Linked DNA regions of Homo sapiens: region 2 is linked to region 1. Evidence: read pairs that join two places in POLR2A ChIA-PET (ENCODE). Cell type or tissue: OCI-LY7. All regions are shown on one strand. Links, peaks and the distances in the headings refer to the core of each region. The heading gives the core; the rest is flanking DNA. Region 1 has its middle 100 kb from the start of LINC02038. Region 2 has its middle 45 kb from the start of LINC02038.

Region 1 (7,551 bases), core at 2,632-5,131:
GAGAGAAATGTCTCCTCTTGATTTTTGATCTTGGAGGAAAATCTTGGACAGTGAACTAGCTGAAAATGTGTAGATGAGAATGTACCTGAGAGGAGGTCAGTAGAACCTGAGATACAGGCTGAGAGTGGCAAGGAGAGCGGGGGAAGGGGAGCAGCCTGGGAGGGCTTCAGGAGAAAGAGGAGCATGTGCAGAGTGGGCCCAGGGGAGAGCAGAGAGAAACATAGTGCCAGGCCCGGCCCAGAACAGAGGTTAGGAGTATAGGAAAGCCACCATGTTCCTTGCGGCTGGGCAGATTTGATCTCTCTGTGCCTCAGTTTCCTCATCTTTAAAATGAGCTTAGAAATAGAACTTAACTCTGTGACCCATTTTTTTTTTCCTTTTTGGAGACAGGGCATCACTCTGTCGCCCAGGCAAGAGTGTAGTGGCGTGAACATAGCTCACTGTAGCCTTGAATTCCTAGGCTCAAGTCATCCTCCCACCTCAGCCTCCCAAGCAGCTGAGACTACAAGTGTGCACCACCATGCCTAGCTAATTTGTGTATTTTTTGTAGAGACAGGGTCTCGCTATGTTGTCCAGGCTGGTCTTGAACTTCTGAGTTCAAGCAATCCTCCCGCCTTTGCCTTCCAAAGTGTTGGGATTACAGGTGTGAGCCACTGCGCCCAGCTTATGTAGATGAATACCTGTAAGCACATAGAAAATTACCCGGCAATACATGTTTGGTAAATAAAAGTGAATGATGGCGAGGCACAGTGGCTCATACCTGTAATCCCAGCACTTTGGGAGGCTGAGGTGGGTAGATCACTTGAGGCCAGGAGTTTGAGATCACCCTGGCCAGCATGGTGAAACCCCATCTCTACTAAAAATACAAAAATTAACCAGGCATGGTGGCACACACCTGTAGTCCCAGCTACTCGAGAGGCTGAGGCAAGAGAATCACTTGAACCCAGGAGGCAGAGGTTGCAGTGGGCCGAAATCATGCCACTGCGCTTTAGCCTGGGTGACAGAGCAAGACGCTATCTCAGAAAAGTGAATGAGGCTTCTGGGTGGAGCCTAAGACAGACAGCACCAAAGTAGGAAATTCTTGCTTAAGAGCACAAAAAATGGAGGCCGCGTTTCCCCTCATGAGGGAAAGTGAGTGGCAATGTTGCCTGAAGCCAGCCTTCCAACAGGGCAAATGCTGCTGGTCTGGTTGGGAAGCCAGCTGCCCTTTATCTCCCTCTGGCCAGTATCTGAAATCAGCTGTGAGAGAGAAATGCAGAACACTAGGAGATAGGAGCAGGCCGCTTTCCTCTTCCATCGGCTCTTCCGGGGCACCAGTCACTGCTTATTAAGCAGTTTATGTCATTAAGCATCTCCCTGGGGGAGCTGGAGAGCCACAGCACAGTGTAGATAATGAAGATCTATTGCATAAGCAGAAAAAGTTCAATGGAAAATGCCTCCTTCTGCGCTCCCTGGCTGCCCTCACTTGAGCCCTGTCTCCTTTTTATTAGCAGCGTGAGAGGATTCAACATTGTTTTTATTTTCTCACTCCTTGTGGGGAAAGACATTGATCCAGGCTTAAGAAGTCTTTCTGCGTCTGTTTCTTTAAACTAAGAATTGGGTTTCACTCTGGGCTAACTGTTCCTTTAGGTACAAGCTGAATGGCTCCCATTGCCAAGGTGAGCCCCAGACACATTTCTGACACAGCTCACTTCCTTTTTAGGGCCCCTAAAGTCAAGGTTAGTGCCTGCTCTCAAGCCCCTCAGGCCAAGGAGACCTGCCCTCAGAAATAAGATGTCTTGAATGGGAACAAAGAGCTCTATCATGCCCTTGGTTTCTTCATGTTTAAAATGCAGAGCAAAGGAGTACATGAGGTCAAGAGCCTTCTAGTCTGAACCTTCTGTGGAGTGGAAGGACACTAATGGGCCAGACAGCTTCTAGATGCAAGGCGGGCTCAGGCCTGGGTGAGGTCAGGACGGGAGACACGGAGAGGAACAAGTTACCTAGCCTCAGCCAGCAGAGTCCCGGGCCAGCCTCACAGCGACGGGAGGTGATTTTGTCACGTTCACTGACCTCTGACTCTTTCCTCAAGGAAGGGTTTGTGTCATGAGTGAACAGAGACAGGTGAAAAGCCCCCTCTAATTTCTAGCACACAGTCCTGCAAGCCTCTGCAGGAAGGAGTTGGGAGCTCTGCGTTTCCCTCTCGTTGGCCTCCTGCCTGCCTGTCTGCCCTGGACCTTGCTTACCAGCTTATCCAAGCTGCATGGAGGTTCAGGGGTGCCATCTGGGTCTCCTCAGCCCAAATATGGGACTTTCAAAATCTCCCCCCAACACAAACACACCCTGCTGTGTTGATTCCGTTCCCGTACTCTCCACTCCATCTCTTCCCATCCACCTTCATATTTGCTCTTAGAACCAGAGCCTGTGACCACGTGAGATACTGTATTGCAGTCACCTGGAGTTTGCTTTACAGGAAAAGTAAACGCCCCCTCCCCTTTTCCTCCTAGTCTCTTTGGTTTAGAAGGATGATGTCATCTGAATAACAGCCTGAAGTAAATGATTAGGAAAAGTGCCCTTCTCTTGAACCCTGTGGACACCATCTAGCTCTGAGACAGAGATTCAGTTAGAAATGCTGCAGCTGGAAAACAATTCACACACCATGCCCATGAAGTGTGTGAAGCTCTGGAAGAAAAGACACGAAGAGGATATTTACGATTGGGGAAGGAAGCATAGCGTGGTACACCTGAATCAGGAGGACTGTGAAGGGCGGCAGTGAGGAGTGAAACCAGAGCCTGAAATTGCCACACTTCCTCCGTGTCTGACTCGGTGCTTCTCAAACTGAGCATTTTCAACATCTTTGACAAAACAATTCAGCCACGGAGGGGAGTCTTGCGCATTGTAGGATGTTTAAGCCAGAATTCCTGGCCTCCACCCACTACATGCCAGAAGTAACTTACCCCAACCAAGATGAGATTAGCCACTGGCATGAAGGAAATAAAATATTAGAACTTCTATGTATTTTTATTTGATTACAAAACATAGAATTTAAGTTTTATTAACATTGATGATGCCCAGACATAATCCAAGACATGTCAGTGAGATGTCTATAACTTAGACAGGTAGACGGAGAAACCCTCATCTGCTCTATCATTCTGAGCTTATTACAGGGCATTGTAGTTCATATTTGTCCAATTAGGTTGGATTCAGTAATTATTTTAAATGGGAGATGGCAAGTAACTGTGAAGATTCTATAAGTCATCTCATGGCAAGGAACTTAGGTACACATTTTTCTCTTACAAAAAACCCCACAAATTATTATAACTTTGCTATTCGTTTGGTGATAGGTAGCTGCCAGTAGTATGCTACCTAGTAGATATTTTTAATATACCCATAATCCATCCTTTCAAAATAAAGGTGACATTTAACAATGAGTGAAAAAGTGACTACGTTTAGAAAGAAACTCGTGCTATGGTATTTCTGGCAAATGACCAGAGAGCCTGAAAAGCCCTCCTGAGATAAAGCATACAGATATTCTGGATAAAATATTACAGGAATACTTTTAGATTCAGAGCTGAGCTGACCTGGAAGTAAGGGAAGTCACCAGGTGCCAAACTGAAGAGGGAGTTCGTGCTGAACCAAAGCTATCCTGAGAGCATCTGCCAATCGCTGAAACAAGCTGGAGTTTTAATGGCCTTGCAGGGAACAGAAGACTAGATATTCAGCCTGAATAAGCTGGAAAATTGGAACTGAGACCCCTAATAAAGTAAGAAGCCTGAAAAGCTACAGTCTCAGTAAAAGGATTTACTGTCCACTGGTAAAGGAAGGTGAAAATGAAACTTATCTGCACAAGGAATTAAATTCACACATTTTTTGTTGACTGGAAACCCCCAGCGGAAGAGTTAACTTAAAAATGGTCTCGTGTTATACCATTACAGGGCCACCTGGCAGAGAAGCAAATGCGTATTCTCTCTGTAAGGATGCACTCAAAACCCAGACCTCATGGGTTCCCACGAATAAACCCAGCTGAACAGTCAAAACCCAGCTCACAGTCAAAATTTTTAAACACATGAAAAACCCAGCCACCACCAATAAGAATCAGAAGAAACAAAAAAAAAGCAGAATTAAATTCCCAGCGACTTCATATATATGAACTATGGAACACAGAATTAAAAATAATTATGTTTTAAGGAAGTAAAAAGAAATGTTTTCAGAAATAAAAGAGGGAATCAAAATACATGAGCAAGGAATAAAATAATCTCAAAAGGGCCCAGGCATTTGTAGAAAACAACCAGAAAGAATTTTAAACATGAGAAATCATAGTTATTATAATTAAAAACTAAGCAGATGAGGAAAAACCTAAATGAAACATGAAGTTAGGCACAGTTGAAGAAAGAATTTGTGAACTCAAAGATAGATCTAATACACACACACACACACACACACACACACACACACACTTTTTTTTTTTTAAGAGATGAGGTCTCGCTAAGTTGCCCAGGCTTAAGTGCAGTGGCTATTCACAGACATGATTATAACACACTACAGCCTCAAACTTCTGAGCTCAAGTAATCCTCCTGTCTCAGCCTCTCAAATATCTGGGGCTAAAGGTGTGTGCCACTGTGCCCAGCTGGTTTTGAAAAACACAGAAAAACAAAGTGCAAAAGAAAAATAATTGTCAATCAAGACTTATAAACCCAACTAAGATATCACTGAAGAAAAAGACTAAGATAAAGACATTTGCAGGCAAATAAAAACTGAGAAATTTTGCCATCAACAGATTCTTACTAAAGGAATTTCTAAAAAGAAGTACTTCAGAGGAAGAAAACAAAATTGCCGGAAAGTTCTGAGCTGCAGGAAAGAATGATTTTTACTTAGAATAAGAATTTTCCATTGCTTCCTAATTATTAGGTTTATATATAAATTTGTGTTACTTTAACCATTTAAATGCAGTGTTAAGATTTGAAAATAAATGTTAGAAGTTAAGGGTCTTTTGGTTTTTTTTTTTTTTTTTGACATTTATCCATTAAAGTCCTATTAAAATTTAGGCCTTTAAAAAAGGAAGGAAGAAAAGAAGCAAAAATAGACCCCAAAAAAATGCATGAGGATATCATTACAAAACAAATGTTTGTTTTAAATAAAAGGCATATAGATTAGGAAGGAAGAAATAAAACTGTCTTCATTTACAAATTACATGATTGTCCATGTAGAAAATCTAAGAGAACTGACAAAACAAACAATACACCTCCTAGAACTAATAAGTAGTTATAGTGAAGTTGCAGGATACAAGATTAATATATAAAGGTGAATCATGGCTGGGCACGGTGGCTCACACCTGTAATCCCAGCACTTTGGGAGGCCGAGGCAAGCGGATCACCTGAGGTCAGGAGTTCGAGACCAGCCTGGCCAACATGGTGAAACCCCATCTCTACTAAAAATACAAAAATTAGCTGGGTGTGGTGGCGGGCGCCTGTAATCCTAGTTACTTGGGAGGCTGAGGCAGGAGAATGGCTTGAACCCAGGAGGCAGAGGTTGCAGTGAGCCGAGATTGTGCCACTGCATTGCAGCCTAGGTGACAAGAGCGAGACTGTCTCACAAAAAAACAAAAACAAAACAAACAAACAAAAAAAAGTGAATTACATTCCTATATACCAACAATAAACAATTGGAACTTGAAGTTAAAAATAAAATACATTTATACAATATTAGCACACCTCAAAATGAAATACTTAGGTATAAATCTAACAACATGTATAAAGATATACAGAAGGAAAACTACGAAACTCCAACTAAATAAATAGAGAGATATTTTACATTCACGGATAGGTGGACTCGATATTGTAAGATGTCAGTTCTTCCCAACAATATCGAAGGAAAACAAAGTCAGAGGACTGACTGCCCAGTTTCAAGGCTCAGCATAAAGCTACAGTAATAGAGACAGTGTGGCATTGGCAAAAGAATAGAAGAATAGACAAATAGATCAATGAAACAGAATAGACAGCCCAGAAATAGATCTTCACGGATCACTTGAGCCCCAGAGATCCGGGCTGTAGTGCACTATGCCAATTGGGTGTCCACACTAAGTTCAGCATCAATATGGTGACCTCCAGGTTGCCTAAGGAGGGGTGAACTGGCTGAAGTCAGAAAACACAAGTCAAAACTCCTGTGCTGATGAGTAGTGGAATCGCACCTGTGAAGAGCCACTACGCTCCAGTCTGGCTGGAGCCTGTCTTCTTAAAAAAAAAAAAAAAAAAGGAATAGACCCTCATAAATATTGTCAACTCATCTTTTGACAAAGGACCAACGGCAATACAAAGAAAATACAGTCTTTTCAACAAATCGTGCTGGAACAATTGGACATCCACATGTTAAAAAAAATGATTCTAGGCACACTCTTTACATCCTTCACAAAAAATTAACACAAAATAGATTACAGACCTAAATGTAAAATGCAAAACTATAAAACTCCTGGAAGATAACATAGGAGAAAATCTAGATGGTCCTGAGTTTAGTGATAACTTTTTAGACACCAAAGGCACAACCCATGAAAGAAAGAATTGAAAAGGTGGACTTCGTTCGATTAGAAATTTCTGCTTTGTAAAAGACATCAAGAAAATGAGGGGGAAAAATCCACAGACAGAGAAAACAATATTTACAAAAGACACATCTGATAGAGGACTGTTTTCCAAAACATACAAATAACCTTTAAAGCTCAACAATAAGAAAACAGCCCAATTAAAGAATGGGCAAACGACCTGAATGGACACCTCACCAAAGAAGATATACAGATGGCAAATAAGCATATGAAAAGATGTTCAATATCATGCATCATTAGAGAATTGCAAATTTTAAAAAAGGGACACCACCACCCACCTATAAGAACGACAACCATTAGAAACACCGACACCAGGAAACCGTGGTGAGGCTGTGGAGCAACAAGAACTGTCCCTAATTACTGGCAATAATATGAAACGGTACAGCCACTTTGTAAGACAATACGGCACTTTTTTACACAGCTAAATATAATTTTACCCTACCATCCAGGAATAGCATTTCTTGAATTCAAATGAGTTGAAAACTTATGTTCACACAAAAACCTGCACATGAATGTTTAGAGCAACCTTATTCATAATTGCCAAAACTTGGAAGCAACCAGGATGTCCCTCGATAGGTGAATGGACAAATAAACGGTGGTATATCAAGACAATGCAATGCTATTATTCAGTGATAAAAATAAGTGAGCTATTAAGTCACAAAAAGATATGATGGAACTTTTGATGAATATTGCTATTTGAATAAAGCCAGTCAGAAAAGGCTACATATTGTATGATCCCACCATATGACATTCTGGAAAAGGCAAAGCTATAGAGACAGTGAAAAGATCTGTGGTGGCCAAGGATTTGGAGGGGGCAAGGATGAATAAGCAGAGCACAGAGGATTGTTAGGGCAGCGAGACTATTCTGCACCAAACTGTAATGACGGATACAGTGTGCAGTTTTCAAACTCATAGCGCTGACAACATCAAGAGTGAGCTCTTTTTTTTTTATTATTATTATTATACTTTAAGTTTTAGGG
Region 2 (7,551 bases), core at 2,755-5,254, 56 kb before region 1:
TTTTTTCTTTTGACGCAGTCTCTCACTCTGTCACCCAGGCTGGAGTGCAGTAGCGTGATCTCAGCTCACTGCAACCTCTGCCTCCCACCTCACCCTCCCGAGTAGCTGGGACCACAGGCGTGCACCACCCTGCCTGGTTAATTTTTTTTTGTATTTTTTGTAGAGACAGGGTTTTGCCATGTTGCCCAGGCTAGATTAGATTTTATTCTAAATGCACTAAGATGACTTTGAGGAATTTACACTGGGAAGGCCATATTCTGATTTATGCTTTAAAAAGCTTGCTATGAATCCCTCTCTTAGTAATTAATAGGACAAGTATACAAAAAAGTAAACAGTAAAGATATAGATCCAAACAACACAACTTAATTGATATTTATAGAACTTTCCACACCCAATAAGTATAAATACACATGATTTTCAGCTGCAAATAGAACATTGACTGAGATCAAACATTTGCTGAGGCCCAAAATATATCTCAAAATGTTTCCAATAATTGAAGTATTACAGAATGTATTCTTCCAGCAAACAAAACTAAGCTACAAGCCAATTACAATAAGATACCTAGAAAATCCTCCAAATATTTAGAAATTAAATAACATGCTTCGAACTTGGACCTGGGTCAAAGAATTAATTAAAAGGGAAGTTAGAAAATATTTTGAGGCCAGGCGTGGTGGCTCACACCTGTAATCCAAGCACTTTGGGAGGCCGAGGTGGGCGGATCACTTGAGGCCAAGAGTTTGAGACCAGCCTGACCAACATGGTGAAACCCGGTCTCTACTAAAAACACAAAAATTGGCCAGGCTTGGTGGAGCACGCCTGTAATGCCAGCTATTTGGGTGGCTGAGGCATAAGAATCACTTGAACCTGGGAGGTAGAGGCTGAGTGAGCCAAGACTGTGCCACTGCACTCCAGCCTGGGCAACAGAGGGAGACTGTGTCTTAAAAAAAAAAAAAAAAAGAAAGAAAGAAAAAAGAAAATATTTTAAACTGACTGATAATGAATATACAACATACCAAAATGTATGGTATGCAACTAAAGCATTGCTTAGATGGTAATTTATAGCTTAAATGCTTATATTAAAAAGAAGAAAGGTTTAAAATCAATGATCTAAGTATCTACCTTAGAAAGCTGGAAAAATAACACATTAAATCTAAAACGGAGAAAAAAAGTATGAACATAAGAAAAAAGAAATAAATGAAAGACCAGAAAGCAATGAAATAAAAACCATACTCCAAATAGAAACAATTGGCAAAGCCACGCTTTATTCTTTGACAAGATTAATAAACTTTACAAATCCTTATGAATTAATCAAGAAAAAAATAAAGTAAACATAAATGACTTATTTCAAGGATGAAAGAAGGGATATCCTATAGATCCTACAGACACTAAAAGGATAATAAAAGAATACTATGAACTCTGTCAACAAAGTCAATAATTTATTTCAAGGAACATATGTCTCAAAAAACATAACTTACCAATGCTGACTCAACAAGAAACAGAAAATCTAAGCAGCCCAATTTCTATTCAAAAATTTCAATTCATCATCTTATTCAAAAACATTCCCACAAAGAAAGCTTCAGACCCAGATGGTCTCACTGGTGACTTCTATCACATACTTATAGACCCATTTTACAGAAGCTCTCAGAAAAAAAGAAAAGAAATGACCATTTCCCATCTCATTTTATGAGGCCAACATAATCCTAACTTTAAAAACCTGAGAAAGACATTTTTAGGACAAGGACTCTCTCATCCCCACTGCATGGATGAAGCACACTGAGGCTTGGAGTGCTGACACGACTTGTCCCAAATCTCGGGACATGAAACGGCAGCACTGGGGCCCAGGTTCCCATCCCAAGAGGTTTTTGCTACCATGCTGTCCTCTAGAAGGTGGCCCCTTCACAATCTGCAGATCACATCCTGTAGGCAACAGCTCACACCTGCTGGGGCCAGGAGACAAGACCTGAGGAATGCCCCTTCTCCACTTCCTACCCCTAAAGGAATGTGGATGGTGGGTTTTGCACCCCATCTCGCCCATTGTGTGAATCTTCCTATTTACAATGAACAGCTGTGTGAGGCCAAAGATGTATGTGTGGTTATAGGAAAAAAACTTCCATATCACATCTGGTTTTGTCATTTGGGCCAATAATCCTGTCTAGTCCATTATGTATTGCTCTGTGTAACAGATACGGCACAGAAGGAATGCTTAAAAGTTTTAACAGGAGAGGAAGTCCCTGCCAGATGAAGATAACGGCAGGATCACAGCATGGTAAGAGCAAAACTCTGCTCAGTTTTTACTTATGCAGAGGCCCAAGTTGTATTTAAACTGAAGCTGGAGTGTTATCGATTAATATTCAAATCAGCAAAGTCTTGTGTTTTACCCATGGTCAGAACTTGAAATAACGGCCTCAGTTCCTCCGTGACCCTGCAGTTTTGATGTCCTGGCCATGATTTTAGAAGGGGGCCATTGGCTAGAACGTGGGAATTTATTTCACAGTGTGTGTTGTAATGGGTTGCCAATCTTCGTGACCTGCTGGAGAACATGGCTTAGCTTCATCTCTCAGCCTTGACCTCAGTCACATCATGCTGAGGCCTCCTCGTCAGTTCTAGGGCCATGGTTTCCCAGTGTGTCTTCTGCCTGTAATTTCCTCTCCTGCAGTATACCTTTCCCAGCTTCACTGGAAATTGTATTTCTAGGTTGTCTTTGGGTTAAACTACACATTTATTAGTACATCTCTCTAAATTCTATCCTCAGTATGTGTTACTGACTTCTCAAATTGAAATTCTCTAAACTGAGCTCCCAATGCATCCTCCCTATCTCCAGAGTCCTTCCTGTCTTAGCTAAAAGACAGTTCCATTCATCCAGTTGCAAAAAACAAAAACTTGATAGCTTTTATTGGTTGGCTGTACCTTTTCTCTCTGTCCCACATCCAATCCACCAGCAAATCCTGTTGTCTCTAACTTTGGAAGAGACTTGGAGTTCTTACTGCTTACCACTTCTACGGCTATCACCCTAAGCAAACCTCCTGATCTCTCATCCGGATTATTGCCAAGCCTCCTGACCAGGCTTGCTGGTTTCTCCCCTGCTCTGCTGGTTTCTCCCCTGCTCTGCTACTATTTTCTTTTTCTTTCTTTTCTTTCTTTTCTTTCTTTTTTTTTTTTTTTTTTTTTTTTTGAGACAGAGTCTTGCTCTGCCACCCAGGCTAGAGTGCAGTGGTGCGATCTCGATTCACTGCAACCTCTATCTCTCGGATTCAAGCGATTCTCTTGCATCAGCCTCCCAAGTAGCTGGGATTACAGGTGCCTGGCACCATGCCTGGCTAAATTTTGTATTTTTAGTAGAGACGGGGTTTCACCATTTTGGCCAGGCTGGTCTCGAACTCTTGACCTTGTGATCCACCTGCCTTGGCCTCCCAAAGTGCTGAGATTACAGGCATGAGCCACTGCGCCCGGCTACTATTATTTTCAAATAGCAGCCAGAATGCTGCTGTTAGAACTCGGAAGTCAGACCATATAACCCCTGTGTCCAAAATCTGTAATTACCACCTTGCTCAGAGTAAAAGCACCATTCATTATAGTGGCCTACAAGGCCCTGTGATAGCTGGACCTTCTCTGTCTCCCTCAACTCATCTCTACTCTTTGCTCCAGTGCCTCTTCCACTCAGCCACACTGGGCCTTGCATACTGGAGGCAAGTTCCTATCTCAGGGCTTTTGCACCTGCCCTTCCCTCTGCCTGGAGTGCCCTCATGTCTGCAGGGCCCATTCTCTTGTTTCTTTTAGATTCCTTAGCACGGAGGTCTTCCCTGACTACCCAAAATAAAATAGTCCCTTCTGCTCTGACCCTCCCTACCCTCTGTTTTTGCTTCATTTTTTTTTAACAGCACGTATAACAGTCTGATATCCTGTTTGCTTATCTAATGACACTTATAGTTTGTCTTCCCCAGCGGGCTATAAGATCCATGAGGGCTTGAACTTCTTTATGTTATTCACTGCTGTCTCCCAGTGCCTAGAACAGTGACTGAGACATAATAGGTACTCAATAAATATATTTTATATGAGCAAATAAATGAACATATTCCTCTAGCCTCATCTTCCAGAGAATCCCTCCCATTGAACACTAGCTTTTAAATACTTTTGACAATGATGACAGGTATTCCTTGAAAAAAACTTTGGCAGCTACAAAAGAATATTTAAAAAATAAAGATAATGGTTGTCAACATACGTGTGTGTGTGTGTGTGTGTGTGTGTGTGTGTGTGTGTGTACCATATTGATTAAAACAAGCAAACAGAAAAATAATATGGCCAAAACATGCACAAAATACATCAGCACAGTGTGAGGAAAGAGTTGATTGGGTTCCAAGTTCTGTGGATTTACAACAATGGGTCCCTGGTCTCCACAGCATCCCAGTGGTAATCACACAGACAAGAAACCAGATGTTGGGTTTATTGTGCGAAACTTTGTGGTGACATGGGTGGGTTTGTGTTTGGACACCCCCTCCAGGTTCTACCTCCTCAGTGTTTTGATTATTTGGCAAGAATAGAAAGCATTCCTGGGAATTGTACAGTGCCTATTGGAGTCCTTATTAGGAGAGGGATCGCTCAGGCACAAATGGATCACTCAGGCCCCGGATGTTTCCGGGGAAAGGAAGTAGTGAAGTCTCTTCAGTGCTGTTTGACTCTCCCTGTGTCTAGGATTGCCAGATGTTTCAGGACACAGGTGCATGAGATGGTCCCGTTTCCCAGGGCCTTGTCCTGTTTCATGCTGTGTTGGGACATCTCATGAAATCAGGAGGTGAGTTTCTCCCTGATTATAACTTCCTATATATCCCTCGTAAAAGTGAGTTTTCTGTCTGTAGATGACCTACATAAAATCCCTACCCCGAACCTCCTGTGCCCTACAGACAGCTCCTACAAGTCAGGGAGTCAATACTATTAGGAGACAGGCAAGTCAAGCTCTCAGAGTGCCAGATGGCTACATTTCCTCCTCTGCCCTCAACATTTCCTTCTTCCTCACCCTCAGCCTCCAACCTAGTGGTTCTCAAACTTGAGAGCATGCCTCAGAACCTACTGGAGGGGTTTTTTTTTTTTTTTTTTTGAGACAGATTCTCGATCTGTCGCCAGGCTGATCTCGGCTCACTGCAACCTCCACCTCCCAGGTTCATGTAATTCCCCTACCTCAGCCTCCCAAGTAGCTGGGACTACAGGTGCACACCACCATGCCCGGCTAATTTTTTTTTTTTCCCCTGGGACCCATCCTCATAGTTTCTAACTCGGTAGATCTGGGGTGGGGCTGTGGACTTCACATTTCCAGCAAGTTCCCAGGTGATGTTCATGCTGCTGGTCTGGGATCCTGCTTTAAGAACCACTGGTTTACTTCATCACTTAATGTGAAATCTCTCTTTTATCCATCTCCTCTCCATTCTTGCTGCTACTGGTATAGTGCAGGCCCTCACAGATTTCTCAACTTTTAGGACTTGGAGAGACTTTAAACATAAGAATTTTTCACAGAAGTAAAATAGGCTCAAAATCATACATCCAGACAGTGGGAGCTAGGATTCAACTTCAGGTCCTTCAGACCCCTGGTGGGCAGCAGAGTGGCTCACCCCTGCATGCTGGGTAGGAGGCCCTGATGCTTGGAGAAGGACAGGCCACTGAGCAAGTCAGCAGAGCATCAGGGACTAGGACCCAGCTTTCTTCTTGTTGCTGTTTTGAGACCAAGTCTCAATCTGTCACCCAGACTGGAGTTCAGTGGCATGATCTCAGCTCACTGCAACCTCCACCTCCCAAGTTCAAGCGATTCTTGTCCCTCAGCCTCCTGAGTAGCTGGGACTACAGGCATGCACCACCATACCTGGCTAATTTATTTTTTTCTTTGAGACGAAGTCTCACGTTGTCACCCAGGCTAGAGTGCAGTAGCATGATCTTGACTCACTACAACTTCCGCCTCCTGGGTTTAAGTGATTCTCCTGCCTCAGCCTCCTGTGTAGCTTGGATTACAGGTGCCCACCACCATGCCTGGCTAATTTTTGTATTTTTAGTAGAGACAGCATTTCACCATGTTGGCCAGGCTGGTCTCGAACTCCTGATCTCAGGTGATCCACCCACCTTGGCCCCCAAAGTGCTGGGACCCAGCTTTCTTAATTACTATTGCTTCTCTTCTTCCCATATTCATCCAGCTACTTTAATGAACACCTACTAGGGGCCAAGCATGAGATCATCCTTCATTCTGTCAAAATATACTTGAGAGTCACTACTGTACCACACAGTCATTTGTCCTGTTCTCACGAGTTCACAGTCTAATAGGAGAACTGGACATTAATCAAATAACTGCACACAAAATTAAAGTTAAAGCATCTTTAGGGCTATAAAGAAGATGCACATGAAGCTCTAGTTGCACGTAAGTGGAAAATTTAATGTAGACAGAGGGGTGGAGGACATTTTTCCCAGGAGAATGACAAGCAGTTTGATACTTAAAGGATGAGTCAGCAACAGCCAGGTGAAGAGGGGAAGAACGGGATTTGCTGGCGGGAGTCGAATGTACAAAGGCCCTACGAGAGGAGGGACCCCGTGAGTATGGGGGGATGGAAGAAGAGCAGCGTGGCTGGAGTAAAGAGGGTCAGGGTCAGCCGGGCGGGGTGGCTCATGCCTGTAATCCCAGCATTTTGGGAGGCCGAGGTGGGTGGATCACTTGAGGTGAGGAGTTCAAGACCAGCCTGGCTAACATGGTGAAACCCCGTGTCTACTAAAAGTACAAAGTTAGTCAGGCCTGGTGGTGGGCACCTGTAATCCCAGCTACTCGGGAGGCTGAGGCAGGAGAATTGCTCGAACCTGGGAGGCGGAGGTTGCTGTGAGCCCAGATTGTGCCACTGCACTCCAGCCTGGGCGGAAGAGGGAGACTCCATCTCAAAAAAAAAAAAAAAAAAAAGAGGGGGTCAGGGTCCAGGTGGCAGGGAGACACCAGGTTGTGCAGGGCTTCACAGTCCACTTTAAGATGTTTTAACTTTAAGAACAATAGAAGCCACTGTGGGGAGACGTGGCATAAAAATCAGATTTGCTTTCGTGGAAGATCCAGGAGGCTGCCATGTGGAAGAGGCAGGAGTGGACACAGGTGGGCAGTGAGGGGGCTGTAGTGATGAGAGACGGTGACTCAGCCTCAAATGGCAGTGGGAGACACGAAGAAGCAGACAGAGTCAGGGACCATGAGGACACCATCATCTCCAGGGCTTCGTGAAGGGTTAGTTCCAAGCAGAGAGGGCAGTGCTGTGGCTGACATCTGGGCTTCTGGAGCATGTGTGTCATGGAAGGAGACCAATATTTTCTTATTCAAAGCATATTGTATCCACAGTTTTGCCGCGAGCATTTTCTACCTCATTAAATACTTGTTGAGATGTGATGGTTAGAACGTTAGTCGTTGCTGGGAAGAACTCACTTTCCAACTTCTCTACCAGATTCTGTGTAGTGAGGACTACTTACTACTTGGTGTGAGGACCGTGTGTTTGGCCATCTTCCCACACCCGGAGCCCCTCCTCCCGTGCCTTTCCCTGTGCCTTGCTT

What was found. Peaks named below come from ENCODE experiments on the same cell type or tissue, not always from the same donor. Only the 100,000 strongest peaks of a DNase experiment are listed, where the experiment ranks them.
Region 2: POLR2A ChIA-PET joins it to region 1 with 24 read pairs; 2 of 35 experiments call an interaction of 5 or more read pairs at or near these places.

What each region holds. Positions count from the first base shown.
Region 1 is chr3:193,739,132-193,746,682 of GRCh38, reverse strand. It overlaps the pseudogene RN7SL447P. Among named protein-coding and RNA genes, the nearest start is that of LINC02038, 100 kb to the left of the region's middle. RefSeq lists enhancers at 3,754-3,803, 3,854-3,903, 3,924-3,973. In OCI-LY7, for the core only: no CTCF peak of the experiment used is centred there; DNase peaks (open chromatin) are centred at 2,762 and 3,922; H3K4me3 peaks cover 1,574 bases; H3K27ac peaks cover 2,109 bases.
Region 2 is chr3:193,795,230-193,802,780 of GRCh38, reverse strand. No RefSeq gene overlaps it. Among named protein-coding and RNA genes, the nearest start is that of LINC02038, 45 kb to the left of the region's middle. RefSeq lists an enhancer at 6,672-7,173. In OCI-LY7, for the core only: no CTCF peak of the experiment used is centred there; no DNase peak of the experiment used is centred there.